2 separate regions of the Homo sapiens genome follow, and region 2 is linked to region 1. The links are chromatin contacts, found by Hi-C or POLR2A ChIA-PET in ENCODE. All regions are on one chromosome and are shown on one strand. The core of a region is the stretch at or near the end of the contact, and the rest is flanking DNA. Distances in the headings are between cores, read along the strand shown.

Region 1 (2,721 bases), core at 127-2,626:
ATACAAAAAAATTAGCCAGGCGTGGTGGCGGGCACCTGTAGTCCCAGCTACTCGGGAGGCTGAGGCAGGAGAATGGCGTGAACCTGGGGGGTGGAGCTTGCAATGAGCCGAGATGGCACCACTGCACTCCAGCCTGGGCGACAGAACGAGACTCCGTCTCAAAAAAAAAAAAAACTGTCTTGAGTTTTCTTTCTTTCTTTTTTTTTTTTTTTAACAGTCTTGCTTTCTTGCCCAGGCTGGAGTGCAGTGGTGTGATCTCTGCTCACTGCAACCTTCGCCTCCTAGGTTTAAGCAATTCTCCTGCCTCAGCCACCTAAGTAGCTGGGATTACAGGCATGCACCACCATGCCCGGCTAATTTTTGTATTGTTAGTGAAGATGGGGTTTCACCATGTTGGCCAGGCTGGTCTTGAACTCCTGCCCTCAAATGATCCCCCCACCTTGGCCTCCCAAAGTGCTGGGATTACAAACATGAGCCACTGCACCCGGCCTTTGAGTTTTCTTTTATTCCGGCTGCATACCTCCCAGTTAATCTGACATCTTTCTCACCTCATTAAACTGGCTCCAACTGCTAATACGTCATCAAATTCAAAAGAAATGCGACCCGCTACCAAAATCCAGATCTGAAAACATTTAACCTTAGGCTGTGGTTCAAGGTGCAAAGAAAGCTAATATCTAATAAAGCCTTGGTATAGTGTGTTCCTTGAGTCAACGTTTGAGAAACTGAATGACATAGAGCTGCGTGAAAGTTTAGGGGGTAAAAGTGTATTTGATTGAATGTAATTAATGTGTTTTTCTGAATGATTTTCTTACAGTTCACAATGAACCTTCCAATTTTACAGTAATTTTCTTGGCCTTGATTTTCTGATCTGTCTTAATTTAGCTGTCAATACTATGAGTAACAAAATTCAGTTTCATTGGTGATCCTTGAAAGAGAAATTCCAAAAATAAAGGGCTATAAGCACCTCCTATGAAAAGATTCATGCAGCTGTTTCATCTAATATGGATCTGATAGGTTTCCTTTATGTCCAGTTCTTCCTTTCTCAACATTTTCTCTGATTTTCAGGCAGATGCAAATAGAATTTTCAGTGCTACGGCTTCTCTGACTTAAATTTTCTGTTTCCCTTGTGTTTGTGCCAATTAAAACAAGACTCAGTCTGTGCTTGTGACATATTTTTGGAAATTCATTGTGTAAGAAATATTGACATTCTCTTGTATTATTTTCTCTGAGTCTTTACCCACTTCATCACAATTCTTGCCTTTCTTTTCCTTGAAGTCTGTGTGTTTCATATGTTTTGAAAACTTCTGTCACATATTTTAGTTATTATAATGGATAACTGCATTGAGGAGAAAGCTCTAAATCATAGGCTTGGAATGACTAGTTCTAGAAGCATTTCCTAAAGCACATGCCCCTCCTCAATAGACATTTCTCTGCCATTTATTTTGTGCAGCAGTTCATATTTGTGGCCTGATGCTATCTCTTTTCTCAGAAATTTCAGTAAGTGTTTCAACTTGAGTAATCATTTACAGAAACATAATGTAGTGGACATTCAATAATAAACTATTGCCATGACATTGAATTGTCTTATGATCTTTGGTGGAAGCTGTGTGAATATTTACATTGTCAGGATCATGCACCTACCCGTTATGTTCTGCCTTCCTTTCTCTATTCTTTTCTTTTCTTTTTTTTGAGACAGAGTCTTGCTCTGTTGCCCAGGCTGGAGTACATTGGCATGGTCTCAGCTCACTACAACCTCCACCTCCTGGATTCAAGTGACTCTTCTGCCTCAGCCTCCTGAGTAGCTGGGACTACAGGTGTGCGCCACCACACCTGGCTTATTTTTGTATTTTTAGTAGAGAGGGGGTTTCACCATATTGGCCAGGCTGGTCTCGAAATCCTGACCTTGTGATTCGCCCACCTCAGCCTCCCAAAGTGCTGGGATTACAGGCATGAGCCACCATGACCAGCCTGCTTTCCTTTTTCATAATGTGATTTTCATGTACACGTCTCTGTGTTTTTCAGCTTCAGATAAAAACTTGCTATCTTTTGGGCATTTCTTTGATATATCATCTCCAAAGTGACTTATTAAGTCAAAAATATAAATTATTTTATCATTTCCTGGAATGCTTTTTCTACAAGTAACAGAAAATTATATCTCAGTTGGCTTGAACAACAAGAAAACAATATAATTGCCCATAACAAGAATTCCTGTGGTAGGGCTGCTATGGAGTTGTTTAATTTTACAACACAGTGACATCCTCAAGGGCCCAGTTTGCTTCCATGTTTTTGTTCTGCCATCTTTGGGGGAACATCTCTGTTGTGAAGGATGTCCTCATGGTCACAAAATGGCTGCCACAGCATAAACATCACCGTACCTCACAGATATGACAATGTTCAGTGGAAGAAGAAAAGGAAGTTTCTTCATCTGTGTCTCTTTTAACGAGCAAGAAAATATTAGAGATTCCTCATCAGTCTCTGTTTCATTGTTCATTCAACATTTCTTTGGCCAGTCCCTTTCCTAAACCAGTCCCTGGCAAGGGACATAGGATTTCTACCATGAATTTAGTATGGGTTCTGTTCTACAGAGTAAGGGTGCTTTCTGCTACATGTCCTTTGACATGTGGCCTAGGTTATTATTATCTCAAGAGGCAAAACTGCTTTATAGTACCAATCTGCAGTCTAATAAGTGTGTTTGTTCCCTAACAAAGCTAAGTTTCTATA
Region 2 (2,721 bases), core at 130-2,629, 43 kb after region 1:
TTTATAATACATGTCTTTGAGAATCATTGTCTTGAATTTTCTTTAAAATGAATATGAAGAGCTCTGTTGTAAACTGTAATAAACTATATTATTAATGGTTATTTATTGTTCCTGTGTGCTACTCCCTATTTGTCAAATAAAATAAATGTGAAAGAAATGAAGTCACAACCATTGACAGCTTTCAATAATCTATGTGTAGATAAGGAATATTCGTGGCAAGTGAATAATCTCAGGTACCTTCTTCTTTGCCGTTTTATTTCTTCGCTGTGTTCTCTTGCCAACAATAATAGCTAACATGGGTTGAACGTTTGCTTTGAGCTGAGTACTGTGCTACACATACACCATCTCGTGTAATCCTCCAGATGACTCTGCTAAGGAGAAACTGTTATTAATCCCATTCTACAGATGTGGTGGCTGTGGCACAGTAAAGTAACTTACCCAAGATCTCAAAGTGAGTGTGTGGTGGAGCCAAGCTTTGAACCCAGATGGAAGGACACTTTGTAGCCTCTCTGTTTGGGTTTTAATAAGTGCAGGTTTATTTTTTTTTAATTAGCTAAAGCAGGGGAGCTCCAATGACAGGGCAAGGGTAGCTTAGCCAGATAAAATATTAGATGTCCAGTTCGATTTGAATTAAATTGCATGGGACATACTTATATTAAAAAATTATTTGTTGTTTACCTAAAATTCAGATTTTACTGGGTGTTCTGTATTTTTATTTGCCAAGTCCAGTGGCCCTAGGCAAGAGGAGTGTTGCAAAGGAAATGAAGGGAACCGCGTAATGTGTTTTGATTATTGTCCTTTGGGATTATTTGTGGTTTTGGGTTCTTTTTGAAAAAAAAAAAAAAAGACTTTTTTCATTTTAAACATGACAATGTATTTTATTAAGCTTTAAACCAGACAGATGTATATTTTAAGGACTTGTAATATGCTGATAACCTATCAAGGGACATCCCTTGATATGCTTCTTTGCTAGGAATCCAAATCTGATCCATGCCAAGATTTGTACCTCATTGGTTTCTCTATGAAGTGAAACTATGAGAAACACTACCCTCTATTTGTTTGTTTGATTGTTTTTTCTTTTGAACAACAGCAACAACAAAAACCCTTTACCTCAATCTGGGTATATCATGACTTTTTGGAAGCCTTATTCTAGGATCTTCTTTTTAGTTGGGATATCAGTGTTAGCCTAATTTCATTTTCTGCAGATAGCTTCATCATCCCAATTTTTAAAATGTTGATGAAATACTCTTGTGCTTTTATCAACTCCTACTTGGTAAAATCCCCTATCTCTGAGTGGTCACCCTAAAATACATGACATGGGCATGGATATTCCCAGCAAAAGTTCTGACACATTCACAAATGCTTCCTGAGGACATCTGTCTGTTTCCTTCTATGCACATTTTGAACATTCCAGCAGTGAGAATGACTAATGATGCTAAAGCTCTAGAAACTGTCACGTGTTGCTGTTCAGTATGTCAGAGCCTGTCTGCAGATAAGCCTCATTTCTTAAGAATAATCTGTCCCAATCAAGCTAGTTTTGCAACAAGGCTCATTTGCAAGTACCAAAGTCTATGACTTGTGAAAGAACCAAGCCACGCAAACCAAACACAGAACCCAGTGACAGAAACTATTGGTCTTTAGTGCGACTGGAAGGTAGCCAACCTGGTTCCCATTTAGGCAGGGAACCAGTTTGTCTCTCCAGTTAATGTCTGAATAAATTACCATTCATGTCCCTGAGGGTTTGGAATGATTGCAAATTATTTCTGAAATCCTGGGTAGAACTCATGTGGCCACTTACGATAAGCCTTGTCCTTCTGCAACTGGTCAGGTATCAGAGAGGTCTCATAAATCAAGATTGTAGTTATCAGGAAAAGTTGTTGGATTCATAGAGTAGGGGCCAAGGGAAAACTTTCCCTTTGCCCTCTGAAATTTCGTTGAAAAATCAATTGACACTAGACAGATTAACGGGAGAAATGGCATAGAAGTTTACTAATGTGCAAAGAGAGAAAATTACACACAATGGGGTACAGATGGTTATATACCCTTCTTCTTAGAGGAAACGGAGATAGGAAGTGTGGAGATAGGAAGTGGGGGGAAGGGCAGTAAATGATTTTTACTTGAAGAACCAACAGTGACCTGGGACAAAGTCTGTTGGGCCCACAGAACAGACAACAATTTGTGACAGAAGTCTGTTCAGATGTGTTGACAGACTTCATTCAGTCTTTCTTCCTGCTATATGAGTTGCTAATGGCAACTCAAGGAAGAGACCAGAAGTAATTGTTTTCTTCTCTGGAGGGTAAGATTTTAGGTAGATAAGGGAACTTCACAGAACCATTTCATCCTGTGCGTAGGGGAGAGACAGAAGATTGAGAGACAGGAGTGAGGGGAGGTCAGAGAGACCTTGAGCCTTCTTCAGGTTCAGAATATCAAAGCATCATATTTGGGGATATAGGTTTCTGAGCCCTAACAATGGGAAGAATGATCTTTCTGTATCATATGAATACTGAAGATTGTTGAAGTGAGCATCTAGTGCTCCTATCTCGATAAATTATCCAATGCCTTTCCCATCTCTTTCTCCTACCCATTCTCTAGTGGCCTGCCCCCTTGCCCTTTTTATTGTAGTGAAAACTTAGTAGTAAAAAATACACTTGGTAAAAATCATGACATCATGTAAATTGTATGTAAAAAGATGACATGCTCATACAAGATGCTTGATTCATT

What was found. Hi-C counts contacts between places; a loop is a spot of excess contacts on that map. ChIA-PET counts read pairs that join two places held with the same protein, here RNA polymerase II (POLR2A). Pooled maps may share reads with other maps.
Region 2: a loop to region 1 is called in a map of endothelial cell of umbilical vein, with 5 times the contacts of the local background. The contact joins two enhancer-like sites. A Hi-C loop is called at or near these places in 18 of 168 maps with a recorded cell type or tissue (B cell, IMR-90, OCI-LY7 and 14 more), 35 of 37 single-sample maps with no recorded cell type and 22 of 50 pooled maps. POLR2A ChIA-PET finds 5 or more read pairs at or near these places in 14 of 52 experiments (AG04450, B cell, CD4-positive, alpha-beta memory T cell and 9 more).

What each region holds. Positions count from the first base shown.
Region 1 is chr9:109,985,460-109,988,180 of GRCh38, forward strand. All of the region lies in intron 6 of PALM2AKAP2 (PALM2 and AKAP2 fusion), which reads left to right. Among named protein-coding and RNA genes, the nearest start is that of PALM2AKAP2, 210 kb to the left of the region's middle. Within about 2 kb of position 1,377, at least 3 of the 41 ENCODE cell types and tissues checked have a DNase peak (open chromatin) inside an H3K27ac peak, as active enhancers do; they include endothelial cell of umbilical vein, where a contact is called at or near this core.
Region 2 is chr9:110,028,117-110,030,837 of GRCh38, forward strand. All of the region lies in intron 7 of PALM2AKAP2 (PALM2 and AKAP2 fusion), which reads left to right. Among named protein-coding and RNA genes, the nearest start is that of C9orf152, 180 kb to the right of the region's middle. Within about 2 kb of position 1,380, at least 7 of the 41 ENCODE cell types and tissues checked have a DNase peak (open chromatin) inside an H3K27ac peak, as active enhancers do; they include endothelial cell of umbilical vein, where a contact is called at or near this core.